Linked DNA regions of Mus musculus: region 1 is linked to region 2. A link is a loop called in an ENCODE intact Hi-C map of the cell type or tissue named here. Cell type or tissue: gastrocnemius. All regions are shown on one strand. Each heading gives the region's core, and the rest is flanking DNA. Links, peaks and the distances in the headings are about the cores only.

Evidence for each region. Peaks named below come from ENCODE experiments on the same cell type or tissue, not always from the same donor. Only the 100,000 strongest peaks of a DNase experiment are listed, where the experiment ranks them.
Region 1: it touches region 2 in a loop (7-fold over the local background); 3 of 42 quality-filtered maps call a loop at or near these places.

The regions. Positions count from the first base shown.
Region 1 is chr16:45,201,536-45,209,473 of GRCm38, reverse strand. No RefSeq gene overlaps it. Among named protein-coding and RNA genes, the nearest start is that of Btla, 19 kb to the left of the region's middle. In gastrocnemius, for the core only: no CTCF peak of the experiment used is centred there; a DNase peak (open chromatin) is centred at 4,037.
Region 2 is chr16:45,583,926-45,591,863 of GRCm38, reverse strand. Slc9c1 (solute carrier family 9, subfamily C (Na+-transporting carboxylic acid decarboxylase), member 1) reads right to left here. Exons shown (of 28, transcript NM_198106.4): 20 at 7,375-7,523; 21 at 2,237-2,362; 22 at 975-1,073. Among named protein-coding and RNA genes, the nearest start is that of Gcsam, 23 kb to the left of the region's middle. In gastrocnemius, for the core only: no CTCF peak of the experiment used is centred there; no DNase peak of the experiment used is centred there.

The sequences.
Region 1 (7,938 bases), core at 1,334-6,333, 380 kb after region 2:
TAATCCTAGAAAAGTATTATTACTTCAGATTGTACTCGGGGTGGCCAGGCAAAGTTGTGATGTCAGAGAAGATGTCAGCAAGTGGAATTTGAACATTTGTCTGAACATAGTTGGAATGGGGAATAATCTATAATTTCTCTTAGATGTAAGTCAACACTTGGAAGTCATATTTTATCCTTATTTTAGTTTTTGAATTAAGACAAGAAAGAAGGAAGGAAGGAAGGAAGGAAGGAAGGAAGGAAGGAAGGAAGGAAGGAAGGAAGGAAGGAAGGGTGGGTGGAAGGAGGGGCAAACAAACAAAAATACCAATTGTATATGTCATATATATGATATATATATATATCATATATATATAAGATTCATCATATAAAGGTAGAAGAGGGACACTAAGTACATAAGACTGGCCATATTTTTAATATAGGAGAGAGGAAGGAAGAAAGAAAGAGAGTGTCAGAGACTATCCCGTGAGAAAGTGAGCCCTTCACAATCTCCCTAACAGACCAAATGGCCTTGTACTAAGAGCTGGTTATCACCCCCTTCCTCCTTATTCCCTTCCTAACACCTAAGGCTGTAAAATTTGAATAATAGTCCCCTCTTCCCTATCTCTTCCTGAGTTCCCATGACATCCAAGGACATGAGTTATGCCTGAGCCCAGCTTGATACCCAAGGCTGTGAAGGAGGATCAATGTTCAGGAGATAAGATGCAAAGTACCCGCTGCTTGGCGCCTGACTTCGGCCCCCATGTCAGCAGATGCCCACTTCTTTGTTCTTTGTATAATTCTCCCTCGACCCCTCCCCTATTCCCCGCGATGTATGCTTTAAAAAGAAGGCACATCAGCATAATAAACGAGACCTCGATAGGTGCCCTTCCTGGTCTCCTATTCCTCTTTTTCTTCCTCCCATTTCCTTCCAGGTTTGCGGTCTCCCTCGCACCCACGAATGACTGAATCCCGCCGGACGGGATAAGAGAGAAACAGAAGGGGACTCTTGCTGGTGGGATTGCAAACTGGTACAACCACTCTGGAGATCAAGATGGAGGTTCCTCAGAAAATTGGAAATAGATCTACCTGAAAACCCAGCTATACCATTCTTGGTCATATACCCAAAATATATGGGTATATTACCCCACCATGCCACAGGGGCACATGTTCCACTATGCTCATAGTGGCTTTATTTGGGACCCATCTCAAAAGTTGGAAACAACCCAGATGTTCTACCATGGAATAATGGATACAATAAATGTGGTTCGTTTACACAATGGAATACTACTCAGCTATTAAGAACAATGACATCATGAGTTTTGCAGGCAAATAAATGGAACTAGAAAATATCATCCTGTCTGATGTAACTCAAAAGGATATGCATGGTATGTACTCACTAATGAGTGGATATTAGCTAGAAAAGTACAAAATACCCAGGATACAATCCACAGAACACAAAAAGTTTAACAAGCAGAAGGGCCCAGGTGAGGATGCCTCAATCCCACTTGAGGGGGAGAAGAAAGCAGAGGGCAGATGGAAGGAGCAACCTGGGTAAGAGAGGGGACAGGGAGGGGAAAGGGGGAACATGATCAGGTACTGCGGGGGGTGGGGGGAGAACAGGAGTGAAGCCCTGAGGGCCAGCAGAATGAGTGGAAATATGCAACCACAGGAGGTGGGAACCCACTAGATATACCAGAGACTTGGAAGGTGAGAGACTTTTGGGACTCAAAGGAAAGGACCTTAGATGAAGTGCTCTACAGTGGGGAGAGGGAACTTGCAGAGTCCACCTCCAGTAGAAAAGATAGGACATCAAGTGGAGGGATAGGGTTGTCATTGCACAGTAAACAAACAAACAAACAAACAAAAAAAACCAAAACAAAACCTCTGACTCAGAATTGTTCCTGTCAAAAAGAACTGCAGGGACAAAAATGGAGAAGAGCCTGTGTCCTGCCCAAATTGGGACCCATCTCAAGGAGAGGCTGAAGGCCTGACACTATTACTGATGCTATGGTATACTTACAGACAGGAGCCTAGCATAGCTGCCCTCTCAGAGGGCCAACAAGCAGCTGATTGAGACAGATGCAAATATTCACACCCAACCAGTGGACAGAAGTCGGGGACCCCTGTGGTTGAATTAGGGAAAGGCTGGAAGAAGTTGAGAATGAGAGAGACCCCAAAAGAAGACCAATAGTCTCAACTAACCTGGACCCCCAAGATCTCCCAGACACTGAGCCACCAACCAGGCGGCATATAGTAATTGGTCCCAGGCCCCAACACATATACAGTAGAGGACTGTCTGGTCTGGCCTCAGTTGAGAGAAGACACACCTAACCCTTGAGAGACTTGAGGCTCCAGGGACTGGGGAGGCCTGGCAGGGTGTGGGGGTAGGTATATAAATATAAATAAGTTAAAAAATAAATAAATTTTTTAAAAGAATAAAGTATGGAATAATTCCTTTATAAAAAACCTGAAAGCATGTCCAAAATACATGTTTATAAATAGATTTTTAAAAAAAAGACATGGACGGTCCACAATAATTTAGCATAAAAAAAACACTTCGAATTAGGTAGTAGTTTAAAAAAGAAAAAGAATAGCTTAATTCAGAAGTAAACTCCAAACAAGAACACAAGTGTGAAATGGCATAAAGATTATATTATAACAAATGAAAATGAAAGATAAAACAATTCTATAAGCCCAAAAGAAGAAAACAATAGAAAGGATTCATTATTGTGACTATCCATTGGATAGTCCAATGCAGAAAAACAATGTGGAACAAATACTTTTTAAAATTATTTCCTAATAGAAGAGTTCTCCCTGCCAGCTAGATGTCATAGTACCCAAAGGTGCTATGCACTCTATTGGGAGAAAAAAAGGCATGGGCCGTGTTATTCAAGCGTGAACCTTAAGAAATATGATTCCAGCTTACTTGACAAGATGTGCTCACTTGTATAACTGTAGTGACCAACTGCTCTCTGATTAAATTTGAAGCTTATTCTACAATACTGAATCTATACCTACACTATAAGTACAGTGCAATGTGGTCATAGACCCCAGTGAGGAAAGGTAGTTTTATGATTTAAATTTTAAATGATTTATTTAACCTCTTCTTCTGTAGGTATTATACCCACAGATAATTATCTACTCTCAGCTTTAATCAGAGAAGACTCTCTTTTTCAGTGAATTTCAGTAAATAGAGACTCATGATTATAAAAGGTGTCAGGAATAAGTGACAGTTAAGTGTTTTGTCCTAAATAAGACATTTATATCATCCCCTCTAAGGGTCAGGGAAGTGAGCAGAAAGAATGTAAAAGTAGCAACATAGAAAAAGAGCTGTGAAATGCCATGTTCTGGGCAATCCACAGACATTAGAATCATGAATTTTCAACTGCAGATCAATGCCCTGAGTGTACCAAGAGAAAGGACCCATCAACAAGGGATGGGTGGAGGAGGGATTCCGTGAGTCCTGTGTTTCACTGCTAAACTATTTCCCACTGCTGGGTTCAGGGAAAGAGAAAATTATTGTCTTTACCTGTATAACCAGTGGTGACTCCATCAGGCCCCAATGGATAGTCACAGTCAAAACTCTATAGCTCAATAGCAGCATCATTTCCATGGAACCAGGAGACAGGGATGGAGAAGAGAGAAAGGAACACTGTTCTGCCCATGCCAGAGTCTCCAGATGCTACAGCTGGAGATGCAACTAAGGCAGCCAGACCAGCCTGGACATCCAACAAGAGACTCCCTCAGAGACTGTACTACATGAATCAGTGCTTTACAGCCCATATGCAGAAAAGAATCATTTCTGCCTTCCCAATTTATTATGTTCAATATTTGTGTAAAAAAATCAATATTGGTTGACAGAAAAAAGATCAAGTTTTTAGATTACTATAAAGTTTTCTGCAAACTTACTTTTTTTTAAAAAGAAGCTTTTTAGTTTATTTGTCCTCTCAGAAATCTGCATGTCACAGCAAAACATCAAATCACTGCAGACCTACTCCTTTGGCTTTTTGCCAGCACCAACATTGGCCTTCGCCGTGCCCCTGACCTTCTTCATTCTGTTCTTTCGTTCCTTTCGCTGTTCTCGGGAGGTCTTTTTCTTCTCATAATGGCCATGTCTTGCGAGTCTGTGTTTAGGCTCATTCTTCTTTGCATAATCCAAAGAATCATAGATCACGCCAAAGCCAGTGGTCTTGCCACCACTTAAGTGGGTTCTGAATCCAAATACAAAGATGACATCTGGTGTGGTTTTGAACATTTTGGCCAGCTTTTTCCGAATTTCTGTCTTTGGTACTGTTGCCTTCCCAGGATGAAGGACATCAATGACCATCTGTTTCCTCTGAAGCAGACGGTTGGTCATGAACTTCCTGGTCCGGATGGTTACTGTGTCATTCATGATGGCTATGGCACCGGAGCTGGAGAGGAGGAAAAAAAATGCAAACTCACTTTTAATTCCTATGTTTTAATTTAAGTTTATAAAAATAAACACAAATACACTTCAGTGGCGGAGAGTGGCAGTGGATTGATGGTGGCTTGGTCATTTATTATGTCAATGATACAATCAACCCTATGACTTTCTCTGGATTTAAGTTCCATTGTTCACAAATAAAAATTAGACATACCCTAAAACTTTCTGCATTGCAGGTGCTTCCAACTTTGTAAGCCTGGTTAAATTATCATTCCGCCCATGTCCTCTTCTGCTAGAGAAGAATTTTCTTCTTGGAGTTTTTGAGTTCTTTGTCTCCAATACTTGCAGTATAAGGCTACAGATTGAGGTCAGAAGTTTACTCGGGCCTTGAAGGGGCCATATTTTCTGGAAAAGCATCTAAGCTAACCTGTAATCACACAGGAAACCAGCAACAAGCATTACCTTGAACCACAGATCCCCAACTTACATAACAGGATCTGTGACTCATTCTAGATGCCCAGGTGCCAACATCTTGAACAACTCTGTCGGTGTTTCTACCATCCTCCACACACTCGAGGGGCCAGTGGTTATTTATAGTAGTTTTCCTTATGCATACCTAATGTCAAGCATTTGAACTGTTTCTCAAAAAAGTGGATGAATGAATGAGAACAATTCATTTACTTCAAGAGCCTTTATGTCTAGCTTGACCTCAGTAAGGTTTTCTTTACCTTTGTCTCTCTGGCTCCTATTGGAACCACCCTGACCCCTCTGCCTGTAGGGAAAGAAAGAACTGTTAAAAAGAAGTGATAGGTTTCAGAGTTTTAAATATTTGAGTTCGGATTCAAGCTTTCTCTGTTTTTTTTTTAATTAGGTATTTATTTCATTTACATTTCCAATGCTATCCCAAAAGTCCCCCACATGCTCCCCCACCCACTCCCCCACCCTCCCACTCCCACTTCTTGGCACTGGTGTTCCCCTGTACTGAGGCAGATAAAGTTTGCACGACCAATTGGCCTCTCTTTCCACTGATGGCCAACTAGGCCATCTTCTGATACATATGCAGCTAGAGACACGAGCTCCGGGGGGTACTGGTTAGTTCATATTGTTGTTCCACCTATAGGGTTCCAGATCTCTTTAGCTCCTTGGTTACTTTCTCTAGCTCTTCCATTGGGAGCCCTGTGATCCATCCAATAGCTGACTGTGAGCATCCACTTCTGTGTTTGCTAGGCCCCAGCATAGTCTCACAAGAGACAGCTATATCTGGGTCCTTTCAGCAAAATCTTGCTAGTGTATGCAATGGTGTCAGCGTTTGGAAGCTGATTATGGGATGGATCCCTGGATATGGCAGTCTCTAGATGGTCCATCCTTTCATCTCAGTTCCAAACTTTGTCTCTGGGTGAGTTTGTCTCCAAACTCCTTCCATGGGTGTTTTGTTCCCAATTCTAAGAAGGGTAATCAGAATATGTTAGACTTTAATTCAACTGCAACCTTTAAACCATAGTGGCTATGTATATATATGTGTGTGTGTATCTATATCTATATTTATATCTATATGTAAAATATGGCGCCTCAACATCTGTAAATGACGCCACAGCAAAGCTTACATGGAGTTTATTTTACTTTTATGTGTCTATGTCCACATGTCGGTCTATGCACATGAGTGCAGCTGCATTGGAGGACTGAGGCATCAGATTCCATGGAGCTGGAGTAACAGGCTGTTGTGAAGCACCTGAGATGGGCGCTCAGAACCATCCTCTCTGCAAGAGCAGCAGGCACTCTTGTCCACTGAAAACTCTCTCCAGCCCTAAGACTTACATATTAAATGCTCATTTTAGAAAAGAAGAAAAGTCAGAACTAATGAGATATGTTCAGAGTAAACATTTAAGCAAAAAGAGAAAAGCCCAAAGTAGTAGAAGAAAATGATAAAAGAAAAACAAAACAAAACAAAACAAAACAAAAAAACCAAAAACGAAACAATCAAAAAGAAAACCAAAGGTATAAAAGCCAGAAGTTCAATCTGTTGCAAAGATTAATAAAACTGATTCATCAGGCACCAAGAGGATTAGAGAGTACAGAACAAGAAATGAAAAGGAATGTGTGCCCACAGCTCCCACATATTAAAATGATAATAAGGTATAGTGAATAATAGCCTTATGCAAACATATATAACATCTTTTGAATAAGCCTATAGATAGAGATTAAATATGTAACAAATATCTTCCTGGAAAAAAAAATTCCCAGAAACATAGCTGTAAAAGGTACTTTACAAGATATCAGCAAAGCAAACACTGGATGAAAAAAACTGAATAACACACTGTAAACAAACAGGGTATATCCCAGAAACATCAAAGCAGTCTAACAGTCAAAACTCAATATACTTAGTAAAATATTTTTAAAGTAAAAAACACCTTTTTCAATCGGTAAAAAAAACATGTGGCAGAATTCATTAATTCAGGAAAAAAAACTCATCAAGTTTTAATGAGAAGAGACCTTTTTCAGTGTAAAGAAGGTTGTTGGCAAGAACTGAGTCTGAAAATATGATATTTGCTCTGCTTATAAGTTAATAATTAGTCTATCACACTTCACAGATGCTGGCAGAAGACATAAGCCTCATGAGGCAACGGTAAGGACAGTTGTTTTGTAGGAAAAGCGGTGTTAATTATATTTTCCTGTTAGAGTTCCAAGCCCCAGTTATCACAAGGTAACACAAGAGCCAGGAATATTCGCATGCCAGGTAGTTTACACTACAGCATTCTGAACTAAGGGAACTCGATCTTCTTAAGATAAACAATAGCTGAACATGCCCGCTCTGCCCAGAGGGTGAGACATTGTCTTTACTATTTGGGATAATAAACAAAACATCCTTACTTTTCAGATGCTGTATCTGCCATGGCCTTTCACTCTTTAAGAGTCCTTGAAAAGGAGAGTCCACAGCAAAGAGTGATTTATGCTTGTGTGCACAAGATACAGTAACATGAAACCTCACAGAAAACGGTCTCCTGGCTGGTAATGAAATAAAGAATGCTCTTAACATAAAATCTGAAGAAAATGATGTAGTTATATAATTTCAACTCAGCATTTGTCTTCCCCAATGTTTTAGTTGATCAGTTACTTCTCTGCTTTTGTAATGAGACAGATTGACCAAGGAAACTTATATAAGAATTTAACAATCATAATTCAAAATATTGCAGGAATCAGTTAAATAGTTCTAGAACTATTTAGAAAGACAAACTAAAAATTATCAAAGTAAGTAGATGTCCTTAAAAATGAATTATTCTGCTACCAATCTTGAGGTCAAGAAGCCAGGTTTGCCTCCATCCTCAGTAAGTCAATTAGCACAGTCAAATTTATTAGTAAAAGCAAAAAAAAAAAAAAAAAAAAAAAAAAAAAAAAAGGAGATGCATTCAATGTGGCCACACTGGGAAGAGGAACAAGAAATACAGTGATATCCCCTGCTGCCCCCCACAAGTCTATCTTCTGCATTCTGAAGTGAAAGCCAAAGGCAAGCCTAACCAAGAAGTCCTGGTTCAGCGCGGTCCTGTCCACCATTGA
Region 2 (7,938 bases), core at 1,292-6,291:
TTGGTTCTCTGGAGTCTAACTTCTTGACTTCTTTGTTATATTTTGGATGTTAGCTATCTATGACTCAATGGAGATAACTTTAGCCAAAATACCCAAAAAATTGGAGATAGAGCCTGTAGAGCCCACCTCCAGCAAATAGGCACAGCCCCCAGTTGAGGGATGGGGCCACCCACCCATCTCAAAATTGGTCACTCAGAAATGTTCCTGTACAAAGGAAAGACAGGGACAAGAAATGGAACAGAGACTAAAGGGAAGGCCATCCAGAGACCTCCCCACCTAGGGGTCCATCCCATCTGTAAACACCAAACCCAACACTATTTGTTGATGCCAAGAAGTACTTCCTGACTGGAGCCTGTAATGGCTGTTCCCTGAGAGGTTTTACTAGTACCTGATCAATACAGATGCAGATACCCACAGCCACCACTGGACTGAGCCTGGGGACCCCAATGGAAGAGCTAGGGGAAGGATTGAAGGAGCTGAAGGGAATTGCAACTCCATAGGAAGAACAATATCAACTAACTGGACCACCTAGAGAGTCCAGAGACTAAACCACCAAACAAAGAGTATACGTGGAGGCATCCATAACTCCAGATACATTTGTAGCAGAGGATAACCTTATATGACATTAATGGGAGGGGGGCCCTTGGTCCTGTGGAGGCTTGATGCCCCAGCATAGGGGGATGCTAGAGAGGTGAGGCAGGAGTGGATGAGTGGGTGGAAGAGCACCCTTACAGAGGCAAAAGAAAGGGAGTAAGGGTAGATGGGATGGGGGATTTGTGGAGGGGTAACCAGGAAGGAGGATACCATTTAAAATGTAAATGAATAAAAGGATCAATAAAAAATAAAATAAAAAAGAGTCTCTTCATTTTATAGCATGAAAAGTCATTAATTCTTAATTTTGCAAAGTTCTTTTTTTTCTTAAAAAGAAACAACTTGACTGTTCACAACCACGTTCATAAGCATCTCTGCTTTACCTTAACCATGCCTGAAATTATTACATAGATTCCTTCTGGCTCATCACCTTCTTCAAATATGTTATTTCCACAGTCAAATGTTACAACTTTTGCTTTTTCCTAAAAAGAAAAAAAGAAAAAAGAAATTTGGGATGTTGATTTATACTTTAAGAGAGCTTTTATACATTTAAATTAAATACTCAATAATATCTAAGAGATTGTGTTGGTTGCAATTTTGTGAGAGGAAGGATTATAAATGCATGCAGGGGAATTTGGAGATCCACAAATATAATTTTTGTATCCAAATCTCATACATGTATGAAGAAAAATAATCTAGAAATAAGAACGGAGTGAGAGAATGAAAATGATTCATCTAGGTGAAAAGTTTCAGGTAGACAGGATGAATGGCGTGTCCATATCTCGGGCACTCTAAAATCTAAGTATATAACAACCCATTCTGAATACTTAAGGGGAAGATTAAGCTTGGTACTGAACAAGCACCAAAAAGAAAACCATTAAAACATGCTATTGATTTACTCATTCTGCAAGCAATCAATGAGAATGGTGGGGTAGGTATTCAAAGGATGAACGAAGCCAGACCTGGTAGCTCATGTTTGTAATCTGACACGTGGGAAGCTGAGGCAAGATAGTGAGACTGAGAAGCCAGTTTGCAATACATAGCAATGACAATAAAAACAAAAGGGAAAGAAAGAAAAAGGAAAGACGAATGAGCTAAACAGTGGGGGCAGAGATGTAAAATTACTTGCAGTATAATATACATAATTGAACAGCACACATGCATATTGGAAACAATAGTAACACATTTCTTATTTCACACCAAAGACAACACGATGGTATTCTGGTGAGAAATTAGCCCAAGTACCTACATCTCTGACTATGTCTGGTAGTTTGCAGAAGTGCAACAAGTAAGCATAGATTGAAAAGGGTCTAGGACCAGTGGGCATTTCCAAGAAATCACAGAGAATCCACAGATTAATGGGCTTGGAAGAGAGTTTAGTGTGAGTGGCACCACCAATAGTTCAGCATAAACAAAATAAAGGGCATATGGCAGGTGGGAAACAGAAGCTGAAGGTGAAGAGGCAGGTGGGAGGCATCTTGTCCCAGGGCTGTGGGTTGTACTCAAAGAGATGTTGATCATAGCCTATAGATAGCAAGGGACAACTACAGAGTTTTAACTAGCAAGTATCATGATCAAATCCTTACTGTTTTCATGATTATTTGGTAGTGCGTTAAAGTCATTATCAGGAGGTAGAAATTTTTACCTGAATAAAGGTTATGGCTTCAGGATCTTCACTAAGCCATGGGATATTGCACGGGGCTTCTTCAACATTAAATGGCTGGATAACAGACTGCAGATCAAGCACCTGGATCTTTTTGGCCATGATTAACTAGAAGCACAATATGTAAGAAAGAAGGTGAACAAAACTGTGTATACAGAATGAAGACAAGAAAAAGGAGGAGGAGGAGAAGGAAGAAGAAGGAGGGAGGGAGGAAGGAAGGAGGAGGAGGAGGAGGAAGAAGGAAGAAGGAAGAGGAAGAGGAAGAGGGAAGAAGAAGAAGAAGAAGAAGAAGAAGAAGAAGAAGAAGAAGAAGAAGAAGAAGAAGAAGAGGAGGAGGAGGAGGAGGAGGAGGAGGAGGAGGAGGAGGAGGAGGAGAACAACAACAACAACAACAACAAACAACAACAACAATGACAACAACAACAAGAAGAAAGAGGAGAAGGAGGAAGAGGAAGAGGTGGAGGAGGAGGAGCAAGAAGAGCAGCAGCAGCAGCAGCAGCAGCAGCAGCATCTTCTTTACTGTACTGTGTTAGTTAGCCCTCTGCTGTGAAGGGCATTGCAGACCCAAGCCACAGCATGTAACAGTTTCTTTTTCTGGATTGTGGTGCTTTGAGTGAGAAATGTTCCCTAGAGGCTCACATGTTTGAAGACTTGGTCCTCAGTTGGTGACATTATTTGGGGATGGTTTGAGAGGTCTGGCCCTGCTGGATGAAGAATATCGCTAGAAGTCAGATTAGAGTTTCTAGCCTGGCCCACATCAATTTGCTTTCTCTGCTTTATGTTTGAGGTTGAGGATGCGATCCGTCTGCTTCTTCTACCTACTGCCTGTAAGGCCAGCTCTAGGAGATCCAGTCCTCAAGACCACTCCCTCTCAACTTCTTGACTTCCTCTTTAACTATTATCACATACATACATACATACATACATACATACATACATACATACATACATACACACACACACACACACACACACGCACACACCTACAAATGTGCAAACATCCGCATTTATATTCTTTATCGTCTGGTCTTCTAGTCCATTTGGGCATAGGATACCCTCTCAGGCATGTATTTTCAAAGTTGAGTTTCTTATTTGCCATCTATGATAGCTGAACTGGTTTGCCTTAACTCTCTAATATTTAAATTTAGTTTCTCATACCTTGATATAGCATTAATTATGTTTTTTTTCATTTTTATGACCTGATAAGCAAATACATCATTACTGGTTTTGATTTTCTTAGTTCTGTTTTTCTTTCTTTATTTTATGATAGGGTCTCATGTAGTCTGGCCTAGCCGCTAATCCACAAGTTCCTAAAGAATACCTTGAACTCCTGGTCCTCCTGCCTCTGCTTCTAAAGAGCTTCCATTATAGGCATGCCCTACTGCAATCAGCTTCTTTTCTTTTAATATGTGTAATTAAGATATTTATAGTACAAGTATCGAATTCAGGGTTTTATTTATGGTAGGCAAGAACTGTAACACTGTACTTCAGCCCTAGCTTTCTCAGGTTCTAGTTCAGTAAGATTTATTTTTAATTCTAATTACATGCTTGTGTGTTTATGTACGTGTGTGGGGAGTGTATGTATGTGTGCGTATTGGTGTATGTATGTATATGTGTGTGTCAGGGGATGTATGTGTGTGTGTATGTGTGTATGGGAGGTGTATGTATGTGTCTGTATTGATGTATTTGTGTGTTTATGTGTGTGTATTGATGTATGGGCATATATATATTATATAGCCTGTTCACAGAGGCTAGAAGAGGATGTGAGACCTCCTGTTGCTGGAGTTACAGGCTGTGGTGAGTTGCACAGGTACTGGGAACTGAACTTGGGTCCTCTACAAGAGCAATATGTGCTGATAAAAAGATGAACCATCCTCCTGGTAGGTCTGGGACTCCACCCTCTCAGAGGAGAAGGGGAGAGGGACTTATGTGTGTGTGTGTGTGTGTGTGAGAGAGAGAGAGAGAGAGAGAGAGAGAGAGAGAGAGAGAGAGAGAGGAGGCAGCAATCAAGCTGTAAAGTAAATAAATAAATTAATCAATGGAAAAAATGTCCCAGGGTATGAAAAAATAAGTTCAAATTAAGAGAGAAAGAGAGAGAAACATGAAGCTATCTCTCCAAACCATAGTTTCTATTTCATTTTCTTTTCTTTTTCCTTTTTTGCCTTCCTCTTTCTTTCCTTCCTTTCTTTATTTTTTCTTTCTTTTCCTTCCTTCCTTCCTTCCTTCCTTCCTTCCTTCCTTCCTTCCTTCCTTCCTTCCTTCCTTCCTTCCTTCCTTCCTTCCTTCTTCTTCCTCCTCCTGCTTCTTATTTTTTGAGTTGAAGTCTCACTACATAGCCCTGGCAGGCCTCATAATGTGTATTCATTGATTAGTAGGGACGTTAAGTATCGCTTTAAAATAGCCACTGAAACGTATCCCTTTTATATTGGTACCTGTTTCAGATCTACTCTTCTTGCTTTCTGTAGGAGCCTCTGCCCTTTCTAATCATTTATGGGAACACTTTGTGTGGGAGTAGCTGTTTCTGAAAACACCTCTCACGTCCACAAACTGAGCTTCTGCTGGACCCTGCCTTTAAGTTAGTACTATACCATGCGGCCATGTGAGCCATGTGCTCAGTCTGTACTGAGAAGTCAGCCTGTATGAGCTTATCCTGCCTTCTAGAAAACCATGGGATCAACCTTAAAATGACTTGGCTTTTCCATGAAAAACTGATTCATTTTACAACCTAAGCTAAACATAAGCTTCACTTTTAGTTATATACTCATCCATGCGCCTGACATAAAATAACTTAGGTACATTATAGTAGTCACTTGGTAAAAGCAGTCAATATATTGAAAGCAACCTTAAAGAAAACAAGTGTCCACCATATGTTGGAAGCAGCATGTGGCTATAGCTTGATAACTGCTGTTTGTGGCTTTGGAGTGTATTCTGGTCACTAGGGCTCAGAAGGTAAATTTTCCCTCACAAACTCTGATCAAAAAAAAAATGATTAAGAGATGCCTCGTTCCGGTTTTTTGTTTTTGTTTTTGTACATTTCGACCAATACGTATAGAAAAAGCTCTATTAGGGACAAGATAACACAGATGAGATGAAAGACACAGGGAAAGAAGTGGAGAATTCAAATTTCAGCTCCCTCCTGGTCTAAGCTACTAAGTGACTCATTTCTTTGGCGGTAGTGCTGACACATTCTGGAAATTATTTCCATCATTATTTAGTGGGTAATTTCAGTTACAAATGTTATCTTCCATTTTGTGCCTTGTCTGCTATATTATTCACTCATAATTCATTTCAATGTGTGAAGTTCTACAGTTGATGTGGTATGATCTATGTAAATTAAACAAAAACACGGACTTTGCAATGAGTAGTTTAGCAAGGTTTTTCCTCATAAAGAGTAAAAAATTTCTATAAATAGCATTATAGTGATTTTAGAGTTTCAGAGTTATTTTCATGTAAGTCTTGGGCCTGTTGCTGGACTCAAATATGTTCTACACATTCCTTTCCCCCATTTTTCCTGTAATTTTGCAATATTTTATTATTGTAGCATGGCTCAACATCTAGAGTAATAGACAACCCCTCAAAATTTCCAAAATTTCCTTGTGCTAAGGTGTAAGTTTACATAGGGTAAGTTTGCTGTGTTAGCTGTTTTTGAACACTGTGCTGCGGTGACATTAACTGACCACATCTGTACTGTGCAGTCCTCGCCATTGGCCAGAGCCCTTCATTTTGCAACGTTCTATGTAAATTGCAGAGTGCTTGTGACTGGGTTATTTCCCTCAGCATAGAATCTTCCATGTTCATCCACCCATGTCCTGCATTTCTTCCTTCATTAAGACTGAGGATATTCGACTCTATACATATAGTACATTCTCTATCATCATTCACCTGTCTATGTGGCAGATACTGTGAATAATGTTTCTATGAATACAGATATAGAACCCTATTAAAGACTCGGCTCTTTTCTACCTTTGAGTGTATATCAAAGAACTGCTAGACAAAATGGCAACACAAATGTGTTGTGAGAGCTTCACTACTCTTTCCCACAGAGGCGGTACGAGTTTATATTCCCACCAATGGTGCACAGGGATTCCATTTTCTCTGTTTGCTGACTGACACGTATTTTCTGCTTCTCTGAGTCTGTGTGACAGGGAGACGTGGTGTCATTTCTGCTCATTTCTGTTTGTCTCATTTGTTTACATTTTTATTTCACTGGGCATTAATAACAGTAGGCAAATTTCTACATGTTTATTGGGCCATTTAGAAGTCTTTCTTGGGGTGGCAATGTATTTTCAGATCAATTTTCATTTTAAAAATCAGGTTTGACTAGCTTCGGAAAATTTCTCTATGTATCAATATCTTAAATGTTTACACTGAAAATGTTCCCTCTCAGTCTGTGGATAAGTTTTTTAGTATATGATAATTTAATGAACACTTTAAAGTGTTCTTTCTGTCTTTCCTTCTCTCTATTTCTATGTGTGCTTTAGGCATTAATTTCAATAAGTCAGCCTAAGTAGTGATGGACTTTTCGCCCTATGTTTTCTTCTTTAATTTTATGGTTTTAGATTTTATTTTTAGGCCATATATTTTGATTTATTTTATCTGCCTGGTTTTAGGAAAAGGTTCGACTTCCTTATTTTCTGAAAATAGCCTGTGGTTTGATCATGTTAGTTCTAGCCTTTCTGATCCTCTCTGCCTTTCGTTTGGAGAACTTAATATAAATTTCAGGTAAATTTCTATAAATATTTGTCTTTAAAATCTTATATCTACACCTTACTTTCTTCCAACTCCCCACAAGATTTGCTTCTGCCATTCTGACGTGTTTCGTTTTTTCCTATTTGTTTTTTTAACACACTGATAATTCTTTTGGTCCTCCATTACTATGCTGCTTTGCTCTGTCTAGTTTTACTTTTATGGTGAAGCACTTGGGTTCTTCTTTGGATGCTATTTGTGAACGTCCTGAGGAGTGTGTTTAACATCTCGAAGATCCGACAGCCTAGTGTGAGTTTGCACATGCTTCATGCTCACAAAGCACAAAGGAGTGAAACTTCTAATATCCTGGTCTCATCCTTTCAGTGACTTATGTCACAAATCTACACACTTACTCTAAGAACGAGCCATCTCACCTTGTTAATCTCAGTGCCTTCCACCTTGTGTATAATTCCTTTGGACCTGAAAGCCTTGACAATTTCTCTGGCCATATTGAGCATGACATTAATCTCCTCCTTGGTTTTCATAGTGACAGCGATTTCCGGATGGTCATACTCTAAGTAGCCTGAAGAACAGCGCAATATTTTCAGGTAAAATGAGAAGATTGTCTTAAGTGAGGACCCGAAGCTATTTTCCTCTAAGTCCAATAGGTACAACATTCACCCTGGGGCAAGCATTCCACTGGCAGGCCTGCTGTCACCAGCCCCTCACTGGTAGTGATGAGATTCATCCCTTTTCTTGGATAACACTCACACTTGAGCTGAGCCTCTGGGAAAGGGATGGAAAGCCCTGCTTTTAAACTAATGGATACACTGGCCCAGCATTGCTGGGCCCTGGAAGCATGCTTGGGGCCACATGTCTGGTATTTACAATCCATTTTCTTGTTCGGTTCAAAACAGGATCTTTGAGTATGTACTGCTTGTTCATTATGGTTTCCAATTAAGTCATATAGCTGACCTTTTTCTGGGTCATTTTCCTCA